Linked DNA regions of Mus musculus: regions 2, 3, 4 and 5 are each linked to region 1. Evidence: chromatin loops called from intact Hi-C (ENCODE). Cell type or tissue: heart. All regions are shown on one strand. Each heading gives the region's core, and the rest is flanking DNA. Links, peaks and the distances in the headings are about the cores only. Region 1 overlaps Cacnb4 (calcium channel, voltage-dependent, beta 4 subunit). Region 2 overlaps Cacnb4 (calcium channel, voltage-dependent, beta 4 subunit). Region 3 overlaps Neb (nebulin). Region 4 overlaps Neb (nebulin). Region 5 overlaps Arl5a (ADP-ribosylation factor-like 5A).

The links. A loop is a pair of places that touch in the nucleus more often than their neighbours do. Peaks named below come from ENCODE experiments on the same cell type or tissue, not always from the same donor. Only the 100,000 strongest peaks of a DNase experiment are listed, where the experiment ranks them.
Region 2: it touches region 1 in a loop (2.5-fold over the local background); 4 of 42 quality-filtered maps call a loop at or near these places.
Region 3: a loop joins it to region 1, with 10 times the contacts of the local background. A loop is called at or near these places in 28 of 42 quality-filtered maps.
Region 4: a loop joins it to region 1, with 7 times the contacts of the local background. A loop is called at or near these places in 16 of 42 quality-filtered maps.
Region 5: it touches region 1 in a loop (2.7-fold over the local background); 7 of 42 quality-filtered maps call a loop at or near these places.

What each region holds. Positions count from the first base shown.
Region 1 is chr2:52,588,203-52,594,266 of GRCm38, reverse strand. All of the region lies in intron 2 of Cacnb4 (calcium channel, voltage-dependent, beta 4 subunit), which reads left to right. Among named protein-coding and RNA genes, the nearest start is that of Cacnb4, 85 kb to the left of the region's middle. In heart, for the core only: CTCF peaks have their summits at 3,162, 4,315 and 4,516 (motif pointing right); a DNase peak (open chromatin) is centred at 2,996; H3K27ac peaks cover 1,737 bases.
Region 2 is chr2:52,484,273-52,490,336 of GRCm38, reverse strand. All of the region lies in intron 2 of Cacnb4 (calcium channel, voltage-dependent, beta 4 subunit), which reads left to right. Among named protein-coding and RNA genes, the nearest start is that of A430018G15Rik, 62 kb to the right of the region's middle. In heart, for the core only: no CTCF peak of the experiment used is centred there; no DNase peak of the experiment used is centred there.
Region 3 is chr2:52,259,254-52,265,317 of GRCm38, reverse strand. It overlaps Neb (nebulin), which reads left to right. Exons shown (of 157, transcript NM_010889.1): 53 at 1,121-1,432; 54 at 1,619-1,822; 55 at 4,720-4,824; 56 at 5,992-6,064. Among named protein-coding and RNA genes, the nearest start is that of 4930573O16Rik, 29 kb to the left of the region's middle. In heart, for the core only: a CTCF peak has its summit at 2,963 (motif pointing left); no DNase peak of the experiment used is centred there.
Region 4 is chr2:52,300,938-52,307,001 of GRCm38, reverse strand. Neb (nebulin) reads left to right here. Exons shown (of 157, transcript NM_010889.1): 18 at 369-473; 19 at 1,611-1,718; 20 at 1,795-1,908; 21 at 2,871-2,972; 22 at 3,068-3,175; 23 at 3,267-3,371; 24 at 4,462-4,560. All of the region lies in intron 2 of 4930573O16Rik (RIKEN cDNA 4930573O16 gene), which reads right to left. Among named protein-coding and RNA genes, the nearest start is that of 4930573O16Rik, 13 kb to the right of the region's middle. In heart, for the core only: a CTCF peak has its summit at 3,423 (motif pointing left); no DNase peak of the experiment used is centred there; H3K27ac peaks cover 704 bases.
Region 5 is chr2:52,403,382-52,409,445 of GRCm38, reverse strand. Arl5a (ADP-ribosylation factor-like 5A) reads left to right here. Exons shown (of 6, transcript NM_182994.2): 5 at 4,389-4,540. Among named protein-coding and RNA genes, the nearest start is that of Arl5a, 18 kb to the left of the region's middle. In heart, for the core only: a CTCF peak has its summit at 2,752 (motif pointing right); no DNase peak of the experiment used is centred there.

The sequences.
Region 1 (6,064 bases), core at 519-5,518:
CGAATCTAACAGAGAAAGGGAACTCTACTTAAAGCTAATGAGCTCATGGTAAGTTAGTGGCTGAGTGCAATAGGTGATCAGGAAAACGTAAATGTTTGGACACTGTTCATTGATTGTTCCTGTTTTCTCGTAGTTTAGATTTATTTTTATTATTTCAAGTTATATATGTGTATGTGGAGGGGCTATGTGCACATGTGTGAGTACAGGTGCCTTCGGAGGCCAGAGGCATTGAGTCATCCCAGAGCTGGAGCAACAGGTGGCCGTGAGCCATCCGGCGTGGGCACAGGGACCGGAACCCTGCAAGGGCAGTGCACACACTTAACTGCTTAGTCATTGCTCCAGCCCCTCAACCCTTTAACGCTTGCTATAATTTAAAATTTGAATTGCAATATATCTATATCTATATCTATTTATATATATTTCAACCCTAGATAAAAAGATAAGACATCACTTGGTTATTTCTTAAAGTGTGCTGTACTCTCTAGCATTCAATCAGTTAAATATTTAATTTACTTACTTATTTCTGACACAGAGTCTTGTTTATGTAGCTCAGTCTGGCCTTGAACTCAAGACCTTCTTGCTTCTGTCTACCAGTGCTCATATTTGCATGTGTCCTTTTTCTTGATGGTTTTGAGCAGGTGGCTCTCACAACAGGAGAAGGAAAAAGACCAGGACAATTAGGTATCAGATGTCTGCAGAGGGAGACTGGGCTGACTGCAGACTGAAGGTATCCAGACGCTGACTGTATTTTCCTGTGTTGTCTTGAAAACCTCGGTCCACAGCTGCACAAGCATAGCATAGAGCAGGCCATTGCTCGAGCACAGATGTTGCTGTGTGCTTATGTGCAGGCGAGGATCCTCCCTACACCGGATCAACTTTAATTTTAGAGTAGTTGTAGATGTACAGATGGCCCTGTAGTCATCACCAAGGGTTTCTGGGCCTATCCTGGGGGGGAAGGGGTATATTCCTGCCCTATTATCATCTGACTGTAGTCTGGCACATTTGTTATAGTTAATGGACTGGTAATATTGACTTTGCTTCATTTAGATTTCCTTAGCTTTAGCCTGGTCCCCCTGACTCCCCACCCCCTTTTGTCTTAAGGTCACACCCAGGATGCCACATGATATGTAGTTGTCACATCTGCTAGGCTACTTTGGGATGTGACAGTTTTCTCTGGCCTATTTTCCACCCGCTTTGAGCTAATTTTTAAGAGGTGTCCTTTCTCGACTCAGGGAAGTGCAGGATGGTGATATTCATAGGGACATTCAACTCCCTCGTGAATCTTTCCATCAACAAATACTTACAGTACTTAGAGATGAAGTAGCTGAACCTAACAAAGGAGCCACAGTACATTGCCTTCCTTGTCTCATGCCAAGCCACTTTGCCCTTCACAGTGTTTGAAGATTCCCCCGGGGATCTTGTTAAAATGCAGACTTGTTTGGAACTTTCACAGCGGGGGTCAGGGTTTTGTGTTTTTAACAAGCTCCCAGGTGCAGCCATGCCACCCCTCCTCACCCTTAGGATGCAGACCCCACACTTAGGCAGAGCTCCACACCGGCTAGTGAGAGCCTGGGGAAGGATGGAGGATGGAGTGGTAGGTAAACTGCATGTCTGCCAGCAAGATGTTTGCAACTTAGAGAACAAAACGGGAGAAATAACCTAGACACAGAAGACTCAGTCTTGTGGGATTCGGTACATACGAGGTATTAAATGCAGAGACAGAAAGTAAAGTGGGATCACAGCTGTCTCGGGGAGGAGGGAATGGGGAGTTGGTGTTAGATGTGTACAGACTCAGTTTGTACAATGAGAAGATTTTGGAGGTGGATGGCAATGAAAGTTGCACAAAAAAAAAAAAAAAAAAAAAAAAAGCATGTCGTTAATACCACCGAACGGCACATTTAAAAAATTGTCAAAGTAGCAATATTTCTGGTGTGTGTATTCTACCACAATTGAAAACACTCTTTAAAAAGACACTGTGAGGGCTGGAGAAGTTAAGAGCACTGGCTGCTCTTCCAGAGGTCTCAGGTTCAACTCCCAGCACCCACATGGCAGCTTACAACTCTAACTCCAGTTGCAGGGGATCTGATGGTGCTTAACACAGACACAAAACAGTGCCCATAAACCAAAAATAAAAAATTGCTTAAAAGACTAGGTGTTAGAGTTGTCAGGAGAAAGATGAATGATGTCAGTAGAAGTTCAGACATGGAACTTGGGTAATGTGACAGGCACAACGTGCTTATAGACTCATTTCTAACAATGCTTTGAGGCAGCCACTTGTCATCTTGCTGTCCAGATGACAGGATCAAGAAGGGTCACAGAATGGGTTTGGAGGGCTGTTTTAGTCAGTGAAGTACTTGCTATTAATTCATCAGGACCTGAGTTAGATCTTCAGACCCAAAATGGAAAAGCCAGGCGTGGTGGCATGTCGCTGTAACCCCTGTGTGAGGGAGGTAGAGGCAGACAGAACCCTGAGGCTCCTTGGCCAGTCAGCCTAGTGTGAAGAGCTCTGGGCTAAATAAGAGACTCTGTTTCAAAAACCAAGTTGTCCAGCTCCTAGACACCACACCAAGACTGATCTCTGGTCCTTACATGCATTCTTTAGGGTCTCAACAGTGTCTTCCATGGTCGATAGTCAACATACATGGGAACAGTTTAAAGCAAGATGACGGGGCCCATGGGACTGTTGTGAATTGAGGAGAGCATGTCCCATTCAACCAAAATTCCAGGGACTTAGGCCACTGATAGGCTTGGGTAATATTGAAAGTTGGGAGGTCCTCAGATCCCTGATGATGTGCGTGCGGCCTGCGTCATGGGCATGCAAGACCATAAGACACATGGTGCATGTCTTCCTGGCTGTGTCAGTAGAGTAGGAATGAGTGCAGTTTCACCAAGTGCCGTAACTATGATGTTTGTAATACAGCAAGGATGGGTGGAGTAACTCCTGAGGGTAGGCAGTGTCCTGAGCACTCTGCTGTGGCCTCTAATGACCCATTCACTCATGGTTGTTATCTCTGTCGGCCACAGGGCAGAGCGGGCCAGGATGAGCACAGCAGAAACCCAGGGTGAACTGGTTGCACTTGTACTACTGTTAATTAACTCCAGCTTTCTGAAAGCTGCTGCTTTTGTTTCTTCATGGCACTGTACTACAAGAGCAATTTAAACAGGAACCGCTAGATGTCGCCACCCAGTGTTTCTTAAATGTGGCAGAAGCAAGGGACAGGGCAATTCTCCCTCTACCTTGAAGACAATGGAGCAAAAGCTCGATCATTTATGACTTCCTGTTGGAAAGTGTCACCCTGAGCAGCTACCACAGTGGACTATCTCCTTTCCACCCTTTGCCTTAGCTGACTGTTTGCTTGTGGGTTTTTTTTTTCTTTTTCTTTTTAATTTTACAAAAGGCAATGGGAACTGTCATTTCATACGTCAGCTTCTTCCCACACCAACTACAGGAGCTGCTGTAGGCAGGAGGGGAGGACAGAATTGACCACAGGGGCTTTGGTGGAGGTGGGGGTGGGGGGAAGGGAAGGAGTGAGGGAGGAGGGAAGGAGAGTAGGGGTAGGAAAGGCAGCTTGCTTCCTATTTAAATGCACTTATGAATTGCACCAGTGCTATAATTAGGCCCTTACTCCCAGCACTGGCAGGAGCGCAGCAAATATATGCTCAGCAGAGGCACAGTGGACCTTGTAAATTGTGTGAGACAGCAAGGAGCACCTGGGCAGGGAGGCGAGAGGGTCCTGCGCCTCTTGGTAGCAGAGGGTGATGGAGGGACACGTGCTGTTGGCTTTTTCAGAAGACAGGAGAGGGGAGGAGAAGCTTCATGCTGCCCTGGATAGAGGAAACTCACTCGTTTAGCACTGAGTTATCCAGTGTGCGGGCTCTGCTTCAAGTGCCCACAGAAGAGAATCACATTGAGCAAATCAGTCAAGTAAGGCTTCCCTCTTTCCCAGCTCCAGGCACTTTCTCTTCTGTGAACTTGCAGAGGATTCTCTAGCTCTAAATCCCATCAATACAGTGACAGATGACTTTTTTTTTTTAACTCAGTGCATCTAAGGCAGACAGTGAAGAGAACGTTCTTTAAAACAACGATATGTAACACAGACAAAGGTAGGCAGGGAGGTGGTGGGGGACCACGGGAAAACCTTGGAGCATTCATGGGAACTCATCTCTTAGCTTTTGGGCAGGAGGTTGAAGTACACAGGGTGAATTGGGAGCTGATTGAAAGGCAGGGCTGAAAAGGCTGCGAGAACGGCTGCACAGAGCTTTGGGAGACTCTGGAAAATCAAAAGAATGGTGCAGAGCAATGCTTTCAACTCAAGGAGGAAGAGGTCAGCCACAGACCAAACGCTGTGCTTTCTAGAGCCTTGCAGAAATGGTTTGTGATCAGGTAGAAGGCAATGCTTTGCCTCGGCAATAGAAGGAATTTGAAAAAAAATAATGTATTGTTTAACTATGTGTACCTTTGCGTGGGTCTCTGTGTGCACATACACATGGAGGGCAGAAGAGGGCAGCAGATTCGCTCTAGCTGGAGATAAAGTGGGTGTAAGGTGCCCAACAGATAGTGGGGACCAAACTTGGGTCCTCTGCACAAGGAACAAGTGTTCTTAACTGATAAGCCATGGCTCTTGCTCGAAGAATGGTTTATTACATTTTATTTATTTATTTGTTTGTTTGTCTATCTATCTACCTATTTATTTATTTATTTATTTATTTGATTTACAGTGTGTATGGGGGTAGGGTACATGCATGCCACAACATGCGGGTGAAGGTCAGAAAGCAGCTTGCAGGTGTCTCTTTTCTCCTTCCACTATTTTGGTCCCTGCAGCAAGTGCCTTTACTCCCTGTGCCATCTCACTAGCCTGACAGCACACATTTTGAAAATTTGGAACAACACTATTGAAGCTTTCCTTTGTGTTATTAATCCATACAGAGACTTTGTGTTAATCCACGAAATGCAAAGACTAAGCTCTCTCAAGTGGGAACACTGCTAACATTAGTCGTAACTTCTCCTCACTGGAGGGAATCAAAATTACTTCCATCTGCGTCCCGCGTCATCGCCAACACCACCTAGAAGGGAACTGGAATTCATATTCATTCATTCACACTCAGGACATTCAGATAGGAAGACTGCTGTGAATTTGAAGCCAGACTGAACTAATAGGGAGTTTCAGGGTAGGCCGGGCTACAGAATGAGAGTGTGCATCTCTGTCTCTCATACCATATAAAAACAATAGCAACACTAATAAGACCCTACTACACATTTGAGCCATGTATTATCTTATGGGATTCCATAAACAGAGGACCCCCAAAGAGATGGGAATTTCCCCAGGAATCTCATTCTGGGAGAAAAAAAAGGGTGCCAGCCCAGAGTGGGAAGTTGTCTGCTGGGAAGAGATTTTACACAGCTTTAATAACCTTTCAGACCATCTTACAGGATGAGACAGAAGCCCAGACAATGAAGAGCTGACATTTGGCAGGACCACACCTTGACCAGGACTGCCTGAAGACACAGATTGACTTGGGGGTGGGGAGGTCACTGGATTGTTTTGTTCCTGTATGTTTGATAGACGGTAGGAAGATGAGCACCCCAAGACCCAGCACCTAGGGGTTCAATAACTTGTCCAAGGTGATAATATTCTAGTAGGATATGTTGCATATTTGACCTCATATGGATTCTAACTAAAATGAATAGATTCCATTAATAACGACTTTGTTTGGAGGAAGTACCTTCTGAGTCTTTCTGTGCAGACTCTAGGGCGTGGCACTCTGCTACCTCAGAGCTGATGTATGTGCAGACAGACAGCCCAGCAATACATCTCCTATCAGTGTCAGTGCCATATAATGTGTGTGGCACTTAAAAAATCCTTAAAATAATATATTCCTAAGTCATTGAAAGAGTACCAACATAAATGTTTAAAGCAAGCAGAAAAGGGGGTGAGGGAGAAACTCATCTTGCAACTGTTTTTTTTGTTTTGTTTTGTTTTGTTTTGTTTTGTTTTTGTTTTTCAAGACCGATTCTCTGTGTAGCCCTGGCTGTCCTGGAACTCACTCTGTAGATCAGGCTGGC
Region 2 (6,064 bases), core at 521-5,520, 100 kb after region 1:
AACAAGCAAACCAAAAATAGTTGAGTGCATGTGTTTTGATATCAGTTCCAATGAATGCTTCCTCACTGAGTATGGCAATACAATTCCTGGCGGTTAGAGAGATGGTTAAGAGCAGATCTTTCAGATCACTCAGTTGCCTGAAGTATAGTGTCTTAGCCTTCCCAGATGGCCACTGGGTAACTCAAGCAGGTGGCTAGTTCTCAAAAGAACATAATGGTTTGCCAGAGGGCACATGGTGTGTTTAATGATTGGGAATTTATTCTAGTGGGCTGGGCGTGGGGTGGGGTTAAATTGCCTTTAACCTCAGAGACCTGCTAATCCACCAGGCTACAGAAGCTCTGCTGGGCCTGGTTAATAGGCAATTAGCAAGAGCATGGGGGGGGGGGGATCAGCTGGGGGTTGGCCACTCTATATTGGCTACATGACTTTAGGCATATTGCTTAGTGTCATTAAGCTTTGTTTACTTCAATGCAGATAATAAACTCCACTTCTCAAGTTTTTATGGTGGCTAAATTAGATAGTATCTGTAAAATACAGCATTATTCCCCATCAAAGCCTCATTTCCTGGTTTCCAAGGTTAAGCTTGGAATGAGTTCCTTTCCACTGGCATAATGAGGCCAACACTAAGAACACAGAAGAGCAGATAGGACAGAAAAGCAAGCTCTGCTTTCCTTCCCTCCCATGTGAGCCCACAAGGGGAAAGCAGGGAGCCCTCCAAACCTCAGATGCAATCAGTACCTACTGATAGGATGGATGGACATTACAAAATGCCGTGGAAGGGTCACCAGACTGCAAGAAGAACTATGACATGAAGCTGTGTTCTTCCCTGAAAGAAACTAGGAGTAAGGTTATTAGTTACCTGGAAGGGCATTTGATCACCAGAGATTGTCTGTGAAAGGGACCCACCACATCTGCAGGTATTGCAAATTACTAACTTGTAAAATAATTTTTGAGATTTTTTTTGTTTGACTTATTGTTATCATGTGTATGTGGGTGTTTGAATCAGTATACTTCATGTGTGTGGTGCCCATGAAGGTCATAAAGAGGGCATCAGATCCCCTGGAATAGTTGTAAGCCACCAGGTAGGTGCTAAGAATTGTGAACATGGGTCCTCTGCAAGATCAGCATATGCTCTTAACCACTGAGCCATCTCTCCAGCCCCCCACCACCACCACAAATGCTGTATTTTAATTAAAATAGAACACTTGTGCCTTAAACACCCACAGTAAGTTTTAGATAGTACTCAGAAGACTGTTAGCTGAATGGAGAAATCCGCACTCCGCTAGGGACTTCTTCATGAGGCCTTTCTTCCCCACAAAGACTTGGCTAGTAGAGAGTTCTGGGGCACCCAGCCTGGACCCTGCGAAAAAAAAGGAGCGGGAAACACTGTACAAAAGTGATGGTTAGTTTTAATTGTCAACTTAACACAATTTGAGAAGACTGTCTCAAAGAGGGGTTGTCTAGCTCAGGTTGCCTGTAGGCACAACTGTGGGAGATTGTTCCAGTTTGGAGAAAAAAAAATCCCCTTCTCATAGATCTGGCTAGTTTCTGCTTCCCCAGATGGAGATGTGAGCCACCATCCCCAGATACACTGTTTGTAGCTCTTATTGTACATTATTCCCCCCCCCCATTCCGGTCACTGTATTAAGTGACATTAAAGAGTTCAGGTACTTTACTAAGAAGTACTTTGGTGGGAACACATTGGCACACTTGTGCACTTTTCTTTAAGAACACATTTCTGGCCCCATATGTATTATAAAGCAGTCTTAACGAAGAAGTGACACCCTTCCTACAGTATGCAAGCTTCTCGTGAGTTGTCTTGTTATTCCACAGCATCAATGAGGCATACTGCTGGAAAGCATATCTGCTACGTATAAACCATTGCCTCTGTCAAAAAAACACAATGCAACGACTTTGTGATTGTTTGCCTCTGTCAGAAAGCCCAGTGTAAGGAGTTCAGCTTATTGGTTTTACTGTCTCTCTCTCTCTCTCTCTTTGTTCAGTTCTGGGATTGGGCAATACCTTATTCTCTAAGACAGAACGTGTGTGCTGTTGATCTGAGCAGAGGTGGGGAGCTTCCTGGGGACAGAATGAAGAATGAAGTAGAAGCTAGGAACAGAGGGGGCGGGGCTCTTCAGATCCCTTTCTTGTAGAGGTTTACACACAGAGGACTTGCTCATCACAGCAGCTACCAATGGCTGTCTGAGGCTCTGCTTTCTTTTTCTCCTTGTTTCTCAGACGCCTGATAAAGAAACCTGGTGTCTACCCCACGGCCCCGAGCCTTCCCTGGATGACTTGTTTGGTCTGGGCTGTTGGGCTTTGTGCAAGAGCTTGCTCCAAATCAGTGACCTACATACTTTGCTTTACTTTTCGAGATGAAATCTGACTGTGTTGCCCAGACTGGCCTAGAATCCCAGGGACCAGGTGATCCTCCTGCCTCAGGTTCCTGAGTAGCTGGAATTATAGGTACATGCCTATCATACCTGGATTGACTTCCTGTAAGTGTCATGATTTTTCATATTTACCATTTATACATATGACTCTGGGATACTCCCCCTCTAGGGTAAATTTCTTCAACTAGACTATCATAGTTATTTTTGCCTAGTTACCTCTAAATTATGCTAGTGCTCTGTGTGTGCGTATGTGCGCATGTGCACATGTGTGTGCCAATTCCCATTCATGCAAGTGCTCTGCCCCCTTTTCCATCAGAGCCTCAGTCTCATCACTCCTCCAGTGACAAAGTCCTTGTTGAATGTACAGAGCCTTTCAACTTTTGTTTTTACTTAGCACCACTGAGTGTTTTTTTTCCTTCTCTTGTACTGATTGATTGAGCAACATACGCACACGTACACACTGAGTATCAAAACCACTTTGTCCATATAAAGCAACGGTTTTTTTTTTTTGTTCTTTCCCCCAAGTTTTATGTTGAGTTGGTTTTATCTGTTACCAGCTTGACCCTCAAACTGTATCATTTTTCCCTCTTTGAGTTGTGGAACCAATAACAAGAGGAAGCCAATTGAGCTGTGAAAGAGACATTGATCCTTGGCCAAGAAGCGAAATGTGAAATAATCTCCTCAAATTGACTTTTCCAACCCCTGTGGATCACGAAATTATAGACAAGAGATGAAAAGAAGTGAGGTTGTGAATGGGTTGTTGTCGACTTAATGGGATTTAGAATCACCGTGGAAACAAACCTTCAGATATGTCTGCAAGGAAGTCTCTAGATTGGGTTAAGAGAGGTGGAAAGACCCACCCTAAATATGGGTGATTCCATTCATAGGCTGTGGTCCCAACTGGGGTCCCTTGCTAAATTAAGAGGAGAAACTGGCCTGAGATGCAGCATTCACCCTTCTGTGCTCCATGGATGTGGATGTAATGTGCGCATCTGCCTCGTACTCCGGCCTTGCCCACCACGATGGGTTGTATGCTCAAACTGCAAATCATAATACATCCATCTCCCTCTAGATTGCCTTTGATGGGTTATCTTGTTTCAGTATTGAGAAAAGTAGCTAACACAGAGCAGGGAAAGATGAGCTTATAAGGGGGAGGAATATTCATGTCACTTCTGGGAACCTATGGGTTGGGGGGTTAGCTTCTGTGCTTTTTCCTTCTTTTTGTGGTTCTTCCCAGTGGCTTCCATGACAACTGTCAGCTATCATAGAACTGGAGGGCTTGTCACTTAGCACACAGATGGAATTATAACGAAGCCAGAGGTCATCTGGTAGTCACTCTGGCAGCCATCGTAGAAGGAATTGGTTTTGTTTGCTGCATCTGAAGAGGAACTTTTGACCTGTAAGGATCTAGTCACATGATTGAAGTAGGTTAGAGGTTCATCTTGATTATCGAGGCTGGACTCAGGGTAGCAAGGCCAGTATCAAAGCTCTATGCTGCCGGGTTAAACCTGTAAATCTGCTGGTCTCATCTCAGCTTCTCCTTTTCCAGATGCTTCAAAGGCCACAGAGGGGACCATCACCCCCTCCTTTGACCCGCCTGCCATTGTTCCATGGACCAGTGGTAGTTAGTTCAGATTCTTGTGTTTTGCTCCTTCAATGGGTCTCTTCAAACTCTTCCAAAGAAACACCATCTGAAACCAGGGCAATTACAACAATCACCAAACTAGGTCAACCGACCTTATAACTTGTTATTATTTTTCTTTTAAATAAGTTATGTAAAAACCATGATTAAAGATTTTACTACTTCACATTTCACAAATAAAAAAGTAAAGATAGATATTGTGTTTTACTTATTTCTAGAGTGTGTATTTATATCGGCTTTCTATATAATTTTATTGTAGTTATCAGGAGTAATATGTAAGGCTATAGTGTGAACACTGTAGGGAAGTTATCACTTAAATGGAAAAATAAAGACCTGCCAACTGGGGTGGTACATACCTGTAATCCCAGCCCTTAGGGGAAGGTCAGAAGGTTGCAAGTTCGAAGACAACTAGGGCAACATATCAAGGTCTTGGCTATGTAAAATGACTTTGTCTCTCCCCACCAAAAAGCAAGCTAAGTGTGATACCACATGCCCATAACCAGCAAGAGACTGAGGCAGGAAGATTATGAGTTCCAAATTACTTTGAGCAACGTAGTATTGAGAACATTCCTGAACAAACAGGGGGCTAGAGATACAGCTCAAAGTAGAGACCTTCCTGACTTGTCAATGGCCCTGGCTTTTCCCAGAGTTGCATGGCACTTCTATGCTTATCTTAGTCTGATCTGCTTAGGTCCAAATGCTAAGTCATCGTTAAAATAGAGACTAATGAATCAACAAGATGGGTGTCACCATGACGATCCATTCGGGAAGGAGATGAGAGAGAATCAGCAAGAAAGAGAGGGAGACAACCTGCAAAGAAAGAGGTTACCCAAAGCCTTTTTATATATTTTGTTTTGAAGTGGTTCGGTCACTCACCTATCCTGGGAAATCTAGACAAGACACCAGGACACGAGTGCTTCTTCTGCAGTACAGAAAAGGACATAGCAGAGTTACTACAAGCTCAGTGGGGAGAATAGACTCAAAGCCATATTCTATGACCATATCAATAGAATAAAGGCTGCTAGGAAAATGCTAATTTTTTACTAAGTTGGAGATTCACTTGTCTGATGTCAGACAGGAAAGTGACATTTTGAGTGTTTTCTATGCTTCCCACGATATGACAGCCCTCAGTTACACATGGAAAAATCTAACGGCTCTTCTCTCACATAGCGGCCCTGATAGCAACAGGCAGATGACTGGTATCCATGAATGGGCAGCTGCCCTGATTATTGGATACTGACAACTGAAGAACTGTGAAGACCTACAGGCAACATTAGCAAGACTCCATCGTAGCATTTTACAGCCAAGCATTTGTAGATTATCGCTTTCCTTGCTTTAATATGAAATATGTTAGCGATATCTAACTACTAAAATTGCTCATAAAAGGAAGCTTATTTCCACTTTAGGAGGATTAATAAGTAACTGGGTTTCTGAGCCTAGAGGTAGAGCGGAGAGAGACTGAAATGGACCTGGGCTTCTTTTGAAGTGGTAGAAATAAATGTTCTAAGATTAGAATGTGCTGAAAGCTGATTTGTAAGTCCATTAAGTCATTGGAATGTGTGGATTTGGGGCTGGAGAGATGACTCACCTGCTTGAACACTTGTTTTGTAAAAGCCCAATAGCCTGAGTTTGAACCCCCAAACCATGTAACGGTGGAAGGAAAAGAAGCCAATTCCACAAAGTTATTCTCATCTTCTAACCTCAACAGTATGCAATAGTATGCAAGTATCCTGCCTTATCCCCACATCTTACACACGCGTGCACACACACACAAATACATAGACAGAGAGACAGACAGAGACAGACAGACAGAGACTTAGGGAGCCAGAGACAGACAGAGGAAGACAGAGAGACAGAGAGCAGTAATAATTTTAAATGGTTTAAAATGTATGATTTTATGGTGTGCACATTACACCTTAATAAAGTGGTTGTTTTTTATTTTGTGTGTATACATGTTCATGTGTGTGCATGTTTGGAAGTACATATGTATGGGGTGTACATAGCCATGAAGGACACAGGTTGATGATGT
Region 3 (6,064 bases), core at 769-5,768, 330 kb after region 1:
GCTATCCAAATCAAGGGCTGTGTCAGGTAGCTTTTGTATCACTGTGACCAGAACACATCAGAGAGGCAAGACAAGACTAGTGCTTACAGTTTCCAAGGCTTCATTCATCTTGGCAAAGCAGGCATGCTGAGCAGCCTCTGTTGCATCACTGCAAGCCAGAAATATGAAGACAGGAAAGCTGACCCTCATCTGGCTCTCTCTTTTTCCCCTTTCATTCAGTCCAGGCCCCAAGTCCATGGGACTCTATGGCCCACATGTAGAGTGGAACCTTTTCATCTGGAACTACCCTTACAGATACACCCAGAGGAGCGCCTTCAACCTTTTAGATGATTCTATATCTAATCACATTGACAATGCCGATTAACTACTGCAATGGTATAGTCACCTTAAAGTCCAGAATAGTTTAAACGTATGTGATTTGAGGGAGCTGAGCCCATGTTGTGAGTCCTACTATGTGTTTAGTCCCTGACATTAAGTAACTGCCACTGCACTTATTAGCAATGTTGTGGTCATTTAATAGTGATGTAATTTCCCCAACTAAATCTAAGACTGGATTTTTTTTTAACTTTGGTTACCTGAAATCTATATAGTTTATTTTTACCTGCTTGACAAGATGATGAGCTCTTGAGGAGCTTTGTTTCTAACTAACATATCAAGATATTCCTATCTGTGCCCACAAGATATAGATCCCAATTTAGACATATGACATAATAATATAATCATGTAAAAATTCTCCAATCTACATTTTTGCTTATTCATCAGATCATATATCTTCATAATTTTTTCTCTGCAATTCAGCCCCTATTTTTTCTCATAAGCATGTAACAAACATTTTACTAAATGTTATCCTGAAGTCAGACAACAGTGTCAGGCACATATTTCTGCCTTTACATAGAACCAATTTCTCATGATAAACTCCCTTGATACTTGGCGGCATTACATTCTTTAGATAGATCTAATTAAGCAGAGCTTACTTAAGGATAGAAACACTTCCTGATAGGTTAGCTCAGAAATCATTTTTCATCCCCATTTGGGGGATGGGAAGTATAGCAACAAAGCAAGGTAAGTTTGACTTAGCTTTTGTTTATGTTATTAAAAAGACTCTGTTTCCTGATTTCAGTTTAAATATAAACAAGGCTACCGGAAACAACTGGGACACCATATTGGATTCCTCAGTGTGCAAGATGACCCAAAGCTTGTGCTATCAATGAATGTAGCCAAAATGCAGAGCGACAGGGAGTACAAGAAGGACTTTGAGAAGTGGAAAACCAAATACACCAGCCCTGTGGACATGCTGGGGGTGGTGTTGGCCAAGAAGTGCCAGGCCTTGGTCAGTGATGCTGACTACAGGAACTACCTACACCAGTGGACGTGCCTACCTGACCAGAATGACGTCATCCAAGCTAAAAAGGTCTATGAGCTACAAAGTGAGGTCAGTGTCTATCAAATTTGATTACTTAAAATCACTCCACATATTAATAGCCATTTATGTGAGGTAAAAAACAGATTGGAAAGAGAAATTACCTCGACCCCCTCAAACACCTGTCTGTAACTAGCATCTCCTAGTCATGGTGAAGGGGAAGATGGGTTTTTGATGGCTTGTTTTGTCCTTTCCTAGAATATGTATAAGTCTGACCTAGAGTGGCTGAGAGGCATAGGATGGAGTCCCCTGGGTTCTTTGGAAGCAGAAAAGAACAAGCGGGCTTCAGAAATCATCAGTGAGAAGAAATACCGCCAACCTCCAGACAGAAATAAGTTCACCAGCATCCCTGACGCCATGGACATAGTTCTGGCTAAAACAAATGCCAAAAACAGGAGTGACGTGAGTATTTCTTTAGCAATATATTGACAGAGCATGGAAAATATTATAAAGAAACAAGTTTGGGGTGTTGTTGTTTGTTTTGTTGTTTTGTTTTAACCACAGAGTCATGTCTCCCTTAAAGGATATATTTTCTAAAGATATTTGCCTAGCACGCACAAGATTCAATTCTCAGTACCACTACATATATATATATATATATATATATATATATATATATATATATATATATATATATATATACACACATACATACATACATACATACATACATACATATATACATATATATATATATATGCAAGAAACTTTAAATTGATAACTGCATAGAAATATATATGCACTGTAGCTGACTTCAGATGCACCAGAAGGGGGCGTCAGATCTCATTACGGTTGGTTGTGAGCCACCATGTGGTTGCTGGAATTTGAACTCAGGACCTTCGGAAGAGTAGTCAGTGCTCTTACCCACTGAGCCATCTCACCAGCCCTGCATAGGTCTTAGGAGGCGCTTTGTACATGGTGCTCCATGTGTCCTTCATTTTCAATGCATACCTTAGTTCTTACCTGATACACGAGGCTGTGTTTCATAGCAGAGCTGTAGCTCTTCTCCAGGTAAGGAAACACTCACAGACAACAGTTTTGTTTTCCAAAAGCTGAAGCAAATACAAGCCTGCCAGTCTCTTTCTGCCTCAATCTCCAGTTCTCTCTTTGCCTTTGTGATATGCTTTGAATACAAAGGGTGGCAGACCAAGCGAGCACATTTTGGGGTTCTGAACATGGCTTCTTTCTTAGAATTTTAATGAAGGTGTGGGGGAAGCTCTGAATGGGGAAGTTAAGCAAGGGAAGGACTAGACCATAAAGCTGACCAACCCGTGTCCTAGTTGCATGGGTGCTGAATAGCAATCCTGTTAGGGCTTTGCACACCCAGGCAGAAGCTAGGGTGTTTGAGTCTCTTCTTTTGGATATGCTAAACTAAATAATATTAGCATTCATTGTGCATTCTGCGGGATCAAGGTAGAATATAATATTGAGGAAATTTCTCTACCAGGACACTCTTGTACCCTAGAAGAAATTTGACAATATCTAGGAAGTTTTCCCCTTGGCTGGTCCTGACTTGGAGGTGGTGTGCTACTGGCCTCTAGTGGATAGAAACCAGGCATGGCTACTGAAAAATTCCCAATGACACAAGACTGTGTCCTACAATCAAGAGCCACCCAGAGTGTAACACCAATGATTATGAGGCCAAAAGGCACTGGCGTTCCTACCAGAAAGATTAGGAAAGAACTTGAGTAAACATAGATTAATATTAATGTGTCTTGTTTCAGTTTGATCCTGAAGGCCTAATTAACTTCTCTGAGCCATTTGCATGATAGAAAGCATATTCATACAGAAGAGAAGTACAAAATCTAAGGAATTAATGAATCCTTAAAATGTTTATACTGGAGGGCTGGTGAGATGGATCAGTGGATAAAGGCGCCCGCTACCAAGCCTGAGCTCTTGCATGTGATAGTTGCTGTCTTGCCTACACATGCAAGCCATGGCACCTGAACCCTATATGCACACACACACACAAGTACACACACATAAATGCACACACACACATACACACACACAAGTACACACACACAAATACACACACACAAGTATACACATACAAACACACACACACAAGTACACACACACAAATATACACACAAGTACACACACACAAATACACACATATACACACACACTAAATCAATTTTAAGTAACAAAAACTTATTCAGTTTTACTACTAATACCCTTTGTAGTAAAAGAAAAATGTTCCCCCTGGTTGACAATGCAACTGGGAGTCCCACCTTGCATTTATTCTTACTCTAGCTTATTTCCTCTCTGTCTCCTAAGTCTTTGACAGTTGTGACAGGTGCAGCTTCTCCTTCACCTTGGGCTTTCCAAGGCATCCTTAGGATGATTCAGATTGGGTCTTTTCACGAGGAAACTACACGCTGTGTCCTGCTCAGCCCTCACGGCAGGAGAGCCCAGGATATCAAGTTGTCCTGTTGCTGATCATTTGAACTTTTATCACTTGCTTAAAGTGATAGTGCCAGATTCTTCTACTGTTAAGTTTTATCCCTTGGAGAAACATGTAAAGACCAAGTCTCACTATGTATTGCTGGGTGACCAGGAACTCTCTATGTATACGTAGACCGGCTTGCCCTCAACCCCACAGAGATGCCTGCCCCTGCCTCTCAAGTGCTGGGATTAAAGACCTGCATTACCACATTTGGCAACATATCACTACATGGACCAGAAGTGGCATTCAAAACTTTTAATTGAGTTTTTGTTTATAAATTTGATACTGTATAAATATTCTGTTCTTCAAACTTTCACTTTTATTTAATTACCAAGATTTTAAAATTTGGTTTCCCATGATCTTCTATGGAAGACAGACATGAAAATGGTTTTTAACACATCCAAAAGATTTTGATAAAATTTAAACTGTTCTTTTGGAGAAATCCCAACATTATCGTCAATTTACTTATCCTCCAAAATAATTGTATAATCTTAAATAGTAAACCAAATGAGAACTAAGATTCCCTAATTCCTAGGCATAATTTAAATAGGTCATCTTTTGATAAGACAGTTAAACACTAAGGGGGATTTTAATGGCCAAAAAAAAAATTGTTGATACAACTTGATAGTATCAACAAAGGTTTTATTTCATGTGTTGATTTCCGTAGACAATAGTATCAGTAACTTCAAAAAGGTAAGCCATAATCTGTATTTGAAAGGTAGTTGCATTTCAGATAAGAAAATTATGTCTCCTTTTATATTGCCGTCTTGCTATAATGCCATCTGGAGCCAACTGTTGTATTTGAACCTGACAATACCACTGATAAAATTATTGTTTCTCATTTTAGAGACTTTATAGAGAAGCTTGGGACAAGGACAAGACTCAGATCCACATCATGCCTGACACTCCTGACATCATTCTGGCTAAAGCAAACTTAATCAATACAAGTGATGTGAGTTTACAAACTCAGTGTGCCTTTTCAGAAAGCTCAGCTAATCACTTCTAAGTCAGTGAAGTTGTTTAAAAAATCTTTTGAATTCCAAATCATTTTAATTAGCAGACAATGAGTGACTGATTCCCTATTTGGTGGGGATTTTGTACGTCCAGTGTTGGCACTCCCTATCTCAAGCAGCATTAGAGCACAGATCTCCCTATATTTATATTTCCTTATTATGTGTATTATCATAAGGAAATGTTTACAGCATTCTTGCTCTTTCTTGTATGGGAAGATTCAATTTTTACTGGATTTTTATTGCTTACAATGTTTTGTGCTTCACAAGTAGATTCTAGGTAAAGTTTTGAACAAGTAAACAAACAATCAATGGAAGGATATTTTCATTTTTACCAGATTACTCTGCTGGCAAATGTTAACCTTTCATATGTATGGATATAAAAATTTAAACATTCAAACATAAATTCTGAGCCCTAATAGAGTGGTTTTAATGTTAAAGAATATGCGGCGGTAATACTACAAAGACTAAAATATGAACAGAAGTCTAACAACAGTAGACAATGGATTTCTGGGTAAAAATACGTTTGAATATATTATGAATTATTCAGTTACATCACAATCTGAATGAGCAAATTATAGTCAGAAGTTTTAAAATTCAGTAAAGTATTTTTTTAATCATGAAGGACCACCATCTTGCCAGAGGACAGAGTTCCTTTCAGTGGCCTCATGGGATGAGTTAGATACTGACTCATGATGCACTAGCCACATAGAAGGGATAGCCACTCACTATTATTTTTAATAAGAGGAATTCATAAGAAAAATAAGACTGAAATGCTTTCTCTATAGCAACTTCTAATGGAACACAACATTATCTGGAAAATACCACCAAAATGATAATTCATGTCTCTATCAGTTAACTTCGGTTGCATTTTCTAAAGTACTTGAGAATTTTGTGTGTTTGGTAATCAGAGAGCTGTAAAAATGTAAAACAGGATCATTAGCAATTCATAGACATAATATCCAATCACATAGGAGTGGTCTAGAGTATGGAGATTATTTTCACAAACTCTTGAAGTATGCAGTACATTGGCTTAATTATTCTGCTTATTTGTCATACTGTTTCTGAAGAACTGTTTTCCCAAAGTGATTGTCTCCACCTCTCAACAGAAACTCTACAAAATGGGTTATGAAGAACTGAAGAAGAAAGGATATGATCTTCCTGTGGACGCCATTCCAATCA
Region 4 (6,064 bases), core at 678-5,677, 290 kb after region 1:
TCCCCTCATATATGCAAGGTGCATTTATGAGGGGAATCTCCAATAAAGCGAGATCAGCGATGAAGAGGAGGCCAGGACGGTGCTTCTGGTAAAGGACCAATTGTGAGAGGCATGGAGAGGAATGTGAATGAAAAGCCACCTCATTCTGTCACCTACCACAGTGGTGGACGTGGTGACTGTGATAAACGTGGTGACATGACAAGAGTCCAGTACACAGATTCCACAGAGCAGTCTTCCTAAGCTGTTGCTCTTGTGATCTTGGCCAGCTATTTTGCAACATGTCTGAAGAAGGTTTTCCATTCAGTAAACCTTTCTCTTCTGATCTTAATGGTCCTTTCTCTGCCCATACCCTGCTTCTCCCTCTTTAGCTAAATTACAAAGCCAAACATGAAAGTGAAAAATTCAAGTGTCATATACCTCCGGATGCTCCTGCCTTTATCCAGCACAGAGTGAACGCCTATAACCTAAGTGACGTAAGTCTCTCACGTACTGCACCACAGACAGCTATGCCCCTGGTTTTGAGTTGCTTCATTGTAATCCAATGACTACTTCAAGGTTAAAGATGGGAAGAACCCTTAACAAATGTGTGTTTCTACCAAAATAACTTTAAACTTGCCTTGTAAATCCCTACTGCTTCTGTGTAGTCATCTTGCAAGTAGCTTCATTCAATTGTTAGATAACCTTAATATGTTCTAACCAGCCTCTAAAATATCACCCTGCATGTGTATTTTGTTGTAATTCTTAATGCTAGATCTGTTAGCATTGTTATATATCCTATACTGTAATTCAACTTTCTTGGAATATAATCTTTTTTTTAGAAATGATTTCCTTTATTCCCCAGGCCTACAGTGTCCCGACACAAATTAGACTTATTTCTACCTGTAAGAAGGCTTATGCTAATGATAGCCCAGAAGGAATATGTAAAGGGCAGAAGGCCATGAATCCATTGTCAGCTTTCATTTTCCAAATTTAATTTTATAGAAAAGCTAAATGACCCTCAGGAGAAGAGTGTGTCTTAGTTTCTTCAGCAATTCCTAAAACAAGTACTGCGATTATCTAGCCTTGGAGGGTAATAGGATGCTTCCTGAAATGACCTCTGAGTGGATTTAGAGGGCAAATGGAAGTGATTCCTGAAACCACAGAGAGTAGGCTGACTGCAGAATGTGTGTACCCCTCACTGCTGTTTAGTTTAGAACTCAGATATTAGTGAGATCACTGAAACGGAGCTAATTTGATGAAATATTCTGATGGAGAACAAGAAACCTAGAAGCTCCAGCTTATGGAAAATGACCTCAAGCATGCACAATTTTCTAGACAATGAACAGGATGCATTTATCTTCTGTAGAGAATAAAGTAATAGCTGGGCAGTGGTGATGCATGTCTTTAATCATAGCACAGGGTGGGGTGAGAGTCAGGAGGCAGTTGTATCTCTTGTGTTCAAGGCCAGGCTGGTTGATCTATAGGATGAGTTCTAGGACAGTCAAGGCCATACAGTGAAACCCTGTCTCATAAAACCAAAATAAATAAATTAATAATAATAATAATAAGGAGTTAGCCTTGGTCTCTAAATGTGATGTCAAATATTTCACTTTTGTTAATTCCTTTCCCAGAATGTCTACAAACAAGACTGGGAGAAGAGCAAAGCTAAGAAGTTTGACATCAAGGTGGATGCCATCCCACTGCTGGCAGCCAAAGCCAACAGCAAGAATGCCAGTGATGTGAGTGTAGCTCTGGGCTGGGCTGCTGGCCTGGGATGCCCCTGCTGAGCAGTTAACATGTGTGGTGTCCTTGCAGGTGATGTACAAGAAGGACTATGAGAAGAGCAAAGGCAAGATGATCGGTGCCCTCAGCATCAATGATGACCCCAAGATGCTGCACTCCCTGAAGACCGCCAAGAACCAGAGTGATGTAAGTAACTTTCACAAGCCACTTCATTTTGATGTGGGGATCCCCACTAATTAATGTACCCTTGGGTTGCATGTCAACCTGCACTCAAATCTCACATTTGCATGGCAAACTAAATGTGGAGAGGCGATAGCAGAGATTCACTGCTAGTGATGTTCTTCTCTGGGAGGACTGTGTCTTTAATCTCCTCTATGCCTTTGTTTCATAAGGAGGAAACAAATAATAAAACACTGTTTTCTTTATTTCTCAGAAGTGGCCTAATGTTAGAACATACAGTGCTCCTAGTATCAGTGTGGGTGTGCATTCACTCAGTGCCCTGAACTGACGTGCTTGCAAAGATGTGCAGAAAACAAAAAAAGCAGGAAGCGAGAAAATCAGCTGAGAGGCAGAGTAGAAAACCGGCTGAAGCAGAAACACAGAAGCAAGACATTTCAGTTTAAGAATTTTATAAAAGAGAGATTATGAAGCAAGATATGACAGAGCACTTGTTGGAGGACTCCAAACCTTAAAATCTATAATTTGTGGGTAGCTGCTATAAAGAGAATGTAAGGCTGATGGTGAAAAGCAACTTCCAAGCATATGAGAAGTGTGTGCATCGAGTGCTGAGCTGGTGGTTTTTGTAGGACTACCTGAGTCCTCAGGCCCTTCTTAGGCCTTAGGCCTTATTGTACTTCAAATTTTAAAGCAATCCACATTCTTCAAGCACACACAAATGGGACAGTTATTTCAATGCATTCACACGCTACCCTTTTCAATCTGAGAAATACTGGGATAGGTAATATGAACACTTGCTGTTATTAGCAGGTGACATCATACAAGACATGAGCTTTAAGAGTATCCTTTCTGTGTGATGGAAGATGGGTGGAAGAAACCATACTAATTCCATCCCATTGCTCGAGTCTGGCAATGGCATAGATGACTGGTAGTGTTTGAGATATGTATTTTCTTCCTTTTTCCGTTGACAGAGACTCTACAGAGAAAACTATGAGAAGACAAAGGCCAAGAGTATGAATTACTGTGAGACCCCCAAGTATCAACTTGACACCCTTCTGAAGAACTTCAGTGAGGTTCGAAAAGCCATGGCCACCTCTTGGGTGGGAAGGCTTTCCTGCCCATTGGAAAGTTGCTATTAACTCAAAGTATGTGTGTTTTTCTTTATTAGGCTAAATATAAAGATTCCTATGTAAAGAATATGTTGGGCCACTACGTAGGCAGCTTTGAAGACCCATACCATACACACTGCATGAAGGTTTCTGCTCAAAACAGTGATGTAAGTTTGAATCCAGTTCCTCTGGCCTTGTAGTGATATTGCTTGGGAGCAGCAGCCATCCTCAGTTGGTTTTGTTCTTCTGCCATTTCAGAAGAGTTACAAAGCAGAATATGAAGAAGATAAAGGGAAATGCTATTTCCCTCAGACAATAACCCAAGAATATGAATCTATCAAGAAGTTGGACCAGTGTAAAGATGTAAGCCAGCTGCCCTGAGTTCTTCGGATTGGATGTAGGATGCTTCTGACATCTAGTGGTACATTTAACAGGAGTTTAAATGTTGTCACCTAGTTGTCAGGATGGAGTTGTTTTTATTTTTTAATTTGACTTTGGATGTTGGATCAGAGAATACAAAAATTTCTAGGAAGATTTCTATTGGTTATGAAATTCTTTCAGGTTTTATGTCTATTTTCAGTAGTTTGTATAGCTATAAATTCAGGACAAAAGGAGACTATCCAAATTTGTCATAATCAGGGTGTTCATTGTTCAACAAAATGATACCGGGCTAGCATGAGCCTGACACTGTCCTCAGTGCTGGGAGCTAGGGGGAAAGATGATCTGCTCTACCAGAAGTTCAACTGGAGTGGAAGAGACAGGCAATGAACAAAGAGCATTCAATATCAAGAGAGATATCATCTAATATACGTGGGTGACTCAGTTAGACCAGGGTGATGTGAAGAGACTGGAGGTCCAGAGTGATCTGAGGCAGGACTGTTCTGCTATGCCAAGATCAGGGGCAGAGAAGCAGAAAGAACGCTCTCAAGAGAAAGAGGAATGGAGAAGAGACATGACCGAGATATACCAGGGAGGAGGAGGATACTATAAAGATGAGGGAGGATGGGATGGGCAGAACTTATAACTCAATGTACAGCCCAAACGAAATGCAAGTTTCATCACAGAGCTATGTGGGCACTGGAAAGATTGACTGGGCAGCTTAGATGAAGCAGAAACCTCAATGATTTCTTGGCCTTTTGGCTAATATCAAGTGTAGAAAAATCATGAAGTAGGAAAGGAAGAAGGAATAGAGATAGGTGGGAGAAATGGACGGAAATAATATAATTCTGTTTTAGTTTAAAATAAAAGCTACACATCTACCACAGAACACTGGGGAAGGGAGATGAAAGGAGAGAAAGAGGAGTAGAAAGCAGAAGGAAGTAGCATTTGGATCCATTCTTCAGGACTAAGGAAAGCAGAGTTTTAGATGTAAAGTTCTCCGGCATTGGTGTGGTATGAACAGGAATAGAAAAGTTCAGCGTGGAATGTCAGCAGAGGCTCTCTTCTCTTCCAGCACACCTACAAAGTGCATCCTGATAAGACCAGGTTCACAGCAGTCACCGACACTCCCGTGCTGTTGCAAGCCCAGCTCAACACCAAACAGCTCAGTGATGTAAGTGTCCTGACTTCTTTGCATGGGGGTGACCCAGGTGTGACTTACTGAAAAATCTCAGTGTCTTCAAGTGTCATCCATCGGTCATGTCCTTAATGCCATGTTTCAGATTTTAATACGATGCAAATGTAGCTGCTAGCTTGAACTTTAGCCCCCTCCCACAGATTGTTAGACAGCAATGAAGTAACTGGTATTTTTAAGTAACTCATTGATTTTTCATAGAATTGTCTTACTAATTAAAATGTGTCCCATGAATGCTAGACCTTTGCGACACTTAATAGAACAGTAGCAACTGAGAAACATCTATTTAATGGGCAAAATGTGGAGCATTCGTGTTCTGGTGAAGTCAAAGACTTTAAAGAAAGAGAAGGTGTGCTTACAACAAAGCAATGTGAAAACAAATGAGAGTTAAAATATGGGGGCTGCCTAGATGGCTCAGTGGGGAAAGATGCTTGCCACTAAGTCTGAATGCCTGAGCCTTATCCCCAATCTCCTTCCATGTGGTGGAAGCAGAGAACTGACTCCCCAGAATTGTCCTCTGACCTCCACACTTGACATTGCACATTTCTGCGCGTGCGCACACGCACACACACACGCACACACACACACACACACAGAGAGGGAGAGATGGATGGATAGATAGATATAGATATAGATGATATAGATATAGATGATATAGATATATCTCACAATTCCTGTACCTAAGGCTCAGGAAACATCAAGGAAGAGGTAGGCAGAAATATGTTAGGAGCCAGAGGACCATAAAATAAATCTGCTGTAAGTTTTGTCTCTTGGGAACGGCAGGCAAGCTCCCCTCTTGATACCTCAACAATAGGGCTAGCTCAACCATACCTGAACACTGACACCAACAGATGTGCTAATGTGGAGCGCCACCCATAGACAAAGAACCCCAGGCAACTAAGGGATGCTGAGAGTGAGAAAGAGAGAGAGTCTTCCCGCAGGGAGGACCCCCTTAGCTGGGTATCCAGCGGTCAGTCCTGAAATAACCGTGTACACATGCAGCAGTGAATGGGTTCAACAGGTTGTGTTTATCTATTTATGCATGTGTGCGTAATTGCATGTGTGTATGTAAAAGGAAGAGTTAAAGAAAAGGAGGCCAGGGATTTGAGAGGGAGTGAGGGGCACGGGAGGCGTTGAAGGAAGGAAAGGTAATGGAGAGAAAGCAATGCAGTTACACTTTCAGTAAATAAACGAAGCTAGGATGCCGGGAAGAAGAATGCCCGGCAGGGCACTGTAGACAGAGAGGTGAGGAGAGTCTAAAGAGGGGACAGCGTGGACCAGACTTTATAGCTGCGTTAAGATGTTAGTGGGAATTATTCCTGGCTTCCTTACTCCTCTCACTATAGAGCTTTATAACTTTGGGTTTTCACTCCCTCCAGACCCAGTCTTGTGATGCTGATGAGGCATCTGTTAACTGTGTCTATAGTGTAGCAGCAGAAATGTCAGAGTGAGGCCCAGTTGTACCATGATTCCTCTGAGAGAC
Region 5 (6,064 bases), core at 642-5,641, 180 kb after region 1:
TTAAGGTCTCCTTCCAGGATACAGTATTCACTTGGAAGGAAATTGCCACTCAATAGATATATAGAGTATACTTCTTATTTCAGTAGAATTTGGTAAAGCCTAAGAAAACTGGGATACTTATCATAAAGTTGTATGTTACTATTGATTCAGTGATTTCTTTTAGGTATTGCTTTACAGATTTTATTGTTTCAGATAAACTATTAAAAGGTTAGGGAACCTAATAAAAAGTGGGGTTTGTAAATTAAGTGTACATTTTTCTTTTAGTGATTGTGATTTGAATGGCCCCACTCCACCCCAGGCTTATAGGGAGTGACACCATTAGATGGTGTGGCCTTGCTGGAGAAAGTGTCTCACTGGGGATAGGCTTTGGTTTTAAATACTAATGCCAGGCCCAGTATTACTTTCTCTTCCTGCTGCCTGAGGATCCAAATGTAATTAAGCTAATTCTCTAGCACCATATATATGTTAACTTTAGCAGGAAACCTCACTGTTTGATTGCTCACTAATAATTGGCAGCTCAGTGTTTGAAGTTACTTTCTGCTTGGGGACCCTAAACTGGCTGCTTCCCATTCCTTTATCTGTTACACCAAGACCTAGAAAGTTTATGTGACTAACCACTTTTTAAAGAGACAGGAGTTGCATATAACCTTTTATTATATGTACAAGCATTGTACTTATACTCATTGCCAGGAGAAGATAAAAAGGAGAAAAATAAAGTACAAGGCTGGCTGGAAAGTGAAAGGAAACCAAGAAGAGAGCTGAAAAAAAGCCTTAATGATGGTTCTGGGACCCACAGCAAGCTGCCTGGTTGGTTGGAGCAGAGTCGGCAAGCAGGGAGAGCACTGGAGAGAGGCACTGAGTGAAAAATGCAGTTAGGCACAGGTGCTTCAGAGCTACCATAAAGCAATACACAGCACAGGGTTTCTCTGTGTATCCCAGGCTGGCCTTGACCTCAGAGAACAAACTACCTCTGCCTTGGAGATCTTCTTCCTGTACCTCCCAAGTGCTGCCTACCACAACTGCCTGGAAGCAGCACGGTCTTAATCAACCAGCATTGATAATTACTCTTTAGTGTGTTCCAAACATGAAACTACAATTTTTAAAAAACCCTTCTCAAGACTTCATCTTAAAAGAAATATTAAACTTTGAATATACTTAACTTTAAAATGGTTTCAGACATCAAAATCAAAAATTTTCTTCAGAATGACTCAAGTTGTAGAAGTTGTCTTCACAAGTGAAGCTTTATGAACGAAGAGACAGTATTGGCTTACGGCAGATAAGCAGATGTCTACGTTTGCTGCTGTTTGCCTGACTACACTGACAGATACATCAGACACTTTTCTTTCTCTGTGCTAGCCATTGGACACAGGACATCCCACATTCCTGTCAAGCACTCTGCCGATGAGCTATCTCCCCAGCTTTAAAAATCGTGTGTATTTTTGCTGGGGTTTCATTAAGCGGCTCAGACTGGCCATATAGGTGTAGTCAGCGTGTTTCAGCTTCCCAGGCAGTTGTGAGATTATGGGCCTGTACTACCAGACCTGGATATTTTACATTTTTTATATGTGTAATTTGTATAGTAGAGAACATTTAAATTAGCTTGTGAACCAAAGGTTACCATTGTTTACATTAAATTTTCATAGCTTACAAATTTAATTTAATAAATAGCCTTTAATCCAATATGCTTTCTGTTACTGTCATAATATTGTGTTTGGTCTTGAGGTTATATAATAACAAGCAGATTCTCTATTCAGGTAAAATACCATTTTAGGGTTGCTGTTTGTTGTTGTTGTTGCTATTATTATTTTCAATAATTAAGAACTTCATTAATGCCAGTCTGAGATCTATGAGATTTTTACAAAGAACCCCAAAGAAAGTGTGGGTTTTGAGACCTAGAAAAAAAAATTACAGTTTTAGTTTAAAGACCCTTTCTATTTATTTATTTTTATTGTTGTGTTTGGTGTGGTCTGCCTGTGTGTTCACGTGCTATGGAGGCCCATCGTTGATGTTGGGTGTCTTCATAGATTCACCTCTACCATATATGGAGGCAGTCACTAGCTGAACTTGGAGCTCTGTTTTGGCATGCCTGGCTTTGCAACTTTCTCTCGGGAGTCCTCATCTCCACCTCCTGCACACACTACGATTAGAGGCAAGCCACATGTCCATTGCTTTTACTGAGTTCTGGAGTTCGGAATTCTGATATTCATGCATGCTAACACAGCAGATGCTTGACCTTCAGAGCCATCTCTCTAATATGAGACTGTTAGCAACAGTTGATTTTTATAGTCCCAGTTTAGGGGCTTTTCTGTATTTTATTACTACAAATGATAGGTTTAAATTATTTACAAATGGTACAGTGTATATTCCTAACTTAAGCCAAATACTTACATCAGAATTTTGTATTTTGAATGTGCCATCATTAGCAAATCTGACTTGTATAAAAGAGTTCAACCTATTCTACTAGAGATATTGAAACCTCTAGATGTTAAGATAGAAATTAAATCCCATGGAAAGTCTATCCACTTACTAACTCAGCCACATACCACCTTTCAATAATAGTCCATTTTCATTTAAGACAACACAATCTTAAATAATTCCTGTGTTTGTTCAATTCATGATCTAGCTCTTCAATTTTCATTTAAGTTTTAGATTTTTTTTTTTCAGGCCAAACTATGTCTGAAACTAATTGATTATGAAGTCTTAAAACTGTTACCCATCTACCTGTGTTCTTGTCTATTCTTACATGATCCTGCAGAGGGCACTCTAAGTCATTCTTGATTGTGCGTAAAACACTGCAAAACACTAACCAAATGGAAGCTTATATTCTTAACCAGAAAGAATCAAGGCCCTGATGTATAAGAGTAATCTATGTGGAACAGCATCATTTTGTGTCCACTGCATATAGTGTCTTTAAGCACATTAACAAAGTATTAATGCTGAAATGGTCCTTTAAAATGGGTATAGGCCTATAATCCCAGCACAGGAAACAGAGGCAGAGGGATCTCTAAGTCTGATGCCAGTGTAGTTTGTGTAGCAAGTTGTAGGACACCCAAAGCTAAATTGTTAGACCCTGTCTCAAAAAACTAACTAGTTCTAGAAGAAGAAACAAAGCATTCAGCATCTCTGTGTAGTTACATTTTTCCAGGGTCTCTCTGGGTAAGGACAGAATTTTATGGGAGTTTTAATTCATGAATTCAGTTTCATTCTTTGTGGCTCCTTGGCCCAGTATGTGACTGTATCATGCAGGAGTGTACATACACACATATGTACACACACAGAGTGTTTCCAAACTGAGAATTTAGCCCAATGTGGGATGTCATAGATTCATTTCTTTCTTGTGTGTTGAGAGGATACCAACTGCACATATAGTTGGAAACTTGCAGTATGGTCATTTTCTGAAGAATTTCATTCTCTTATGAAATCCTGGTTATGAATGGTTTGCTTAGGAGATTGGAGGAAAAGGGATAATGCATACAGAAAAACCACTGGCAAAATGTTGAGATAAGACTGTCCCAAATTGTCCAGAGAGTAGATAGCCCTCTAACTGGAGTATTGTAAGCTGTGAGTGATAGTGTACACTTGACATTCGAGCACTCCAGAGTTCAAGTTCAGCCTGTGCTGCGTAGCGTGACCTCAAAAACCATCGACGACTTATATGTCTTCCAGCACACAGTAGCTAATAGTACTCAAGCTGAAATGTGATGTGGAAGCGTAACTGAGGTCACGGTTTTGGTACAGTAGTCAAGGATGGCTCAGTAGCTATTGAAGTTTTTGCTCTTTGTGCTTTAATTGGTATAGTAGATAATTTTACTTGAAAATATGATGAGGTATAAGCTCTTAGAACCATAAAGCATATCATTTAAGACTAAACAGTTGGTGCTGAGGGTCTTGCAGATAGCTCAGCTGACAAAGTGTTTTCTGCTCAAGCATGTAAATGAGGCTGATCCCAGCACACACCCATGTACAAAAGCGCACAGAGCATACACCTGTCATTCAGTGCCGGGCAGGGGGGCAGGGTTCCTGGGCGCAGTGGGCAGCCACATCAGAGAAATCAGTGGGCTCCGTGGTCAGGGAGAGATTCAGTGCTGACCTCCTGCCTCCACACATATCTGTACATGCAGTGCATAGACTACAACCCCTCACGCACTTACACAACTGAGAAGAATGTAAGCCCATACAAGGATTTATTTAAAATATAGTCAGTGTTTATTTCTGTCAGTCTGTGAAACTCGAGATGATGTAGACTGTTTACATTGTACTACCTGTGAAAATAAAACAATTTTAATTAAAAGATAGTCTAGTTTATTAAAATTACAAAAAATAGCTAGCCAAGTTGAAAAATCTGTGGGGACGTGTACTAACCTTCAAAGTTTTATTTGTTTTTACAGGACCTAAGAAAAGCTGGGTTGCTGATTTTTGCTAATAAACAAGATGTTAAAGAATGCATGACAGTAGCAGAAATCTCCCAGTTTTTGAAGCTTACTTCTATAAAAGACCACCAGTGGCATATTCAAGCATGTTGCGCTCTTACTGGCGAGGGGTAAGATGTTGTCTCATTAGTACCATACAGTTGCTGTAGAAGCTTAGAGAAATGAGAGTATAACAGATCTGGAAAGGCCAGATAATACTTGTTACCTTTTGAAAAATATTCTATGTGTATACGTATGTTATCTGAGTAAATGTCTAGCCACATACATGCTGTGCCCACAGAGGCCAATCCAGGAGGCTCTAGCTCTGCTAAGACTGGAGTTACAGGCAATTCTGAGCCACCATTTTGGTGCTGGGAGTTGAATCTAGGTCCTCTGCAAGAACAGCAAGTGCTATTAGCTACTGACTTAGGAACTAAACAAAGCTTGTCAAGATGTCCTCCCTAGCGTCCTTTCCATGCCGTGTCTGTCTTAGTCCTCACAGCAGCTCCACAGACTAGTCCACACTTTACGCACAGCAAAGCTAAAATAAAAGGATTTATGTGTAAAACTAGCAGATAGCCAACAGTGTTGTCAAATGGAAATTATGCTGTCCAAAAATAAATAGCGAAGAATAGTGTGCCTACTTCTGTGCTCCGGACAATGGGTTGAATCCCCATCCCTCCCCATGGGGATTAGAAGTAAAAGTGGACCATGCATGACATGAGAGTCCTTGCTTCTGCAGTCAAGGGTAAGACAGTATGATGTCACTAGGTCTTTTGCCCAGAGCTGAAAGTAGTTAAGAAAGAAGTAGAGGCGAACTTAGTCAAATGGCTGGTCAAGGGCCACAAAGATGGAAAAAGTACTGTTAAATGTAACAGTGAATGAGTGAGCTCAGTTTGTGTATTGGGAAAGTGCACAGAAGTCAGTGGTAGTTAAAGAAGAAATATATTTTAGGATAGCAGCTATAAAGTCCTTTTTAACAATTACTTACATTATGTGTTTATGCCTGAATGTGTGTATGTGTGCCATGTTCATGCAGGAATCCACAGAGATCAGAAGAGGATGTTGGACACCAGCACACAAACACACACACACACATACACACATACACACACACACACACACACACATACACACACACACCAGAACTTGAGTTACAGTATAGGCAGTTGTAAGCTATTGTGTGGATACTGGGAACCAAACCTGGGTCCTCAAAAGATTAGTGAAAGTTCTTAACTTCTGAGCCATCTCTTCAGCCCAGCTATAAACTCTTGATTTCAGCAGGAAAAGAAAGATGAAATAGAGGAAGTTGGAAATAGGGTGTAAAGCTCAAAGGAAGAGTAATTTTTTTTTCTACTTTTCAGAGGTATGACTATCTATTCAGAAGCAGTGGAAAGAAACTTGAGAGTCTTGAGTTCAGGGCGGAAGTTCTTGATATTTTCATCAGTGTGGGAAAGAGAACCAAAGGATGAATTAGGTTCTGTGACAGAAATGTTCTCCCTTTGAAAACCAAGTCTAAGTGACTATGAACCATTCGCATCAAATCCCTGAACTAGACCAAAACTTTGGTTTTCCTTTGGCAAGCACTGTGATTCATGGGTTGAAGACTGTGGCTGTGATGTCAAGAGGCCTCTCTTGACCCCTCTCCTGCTGTT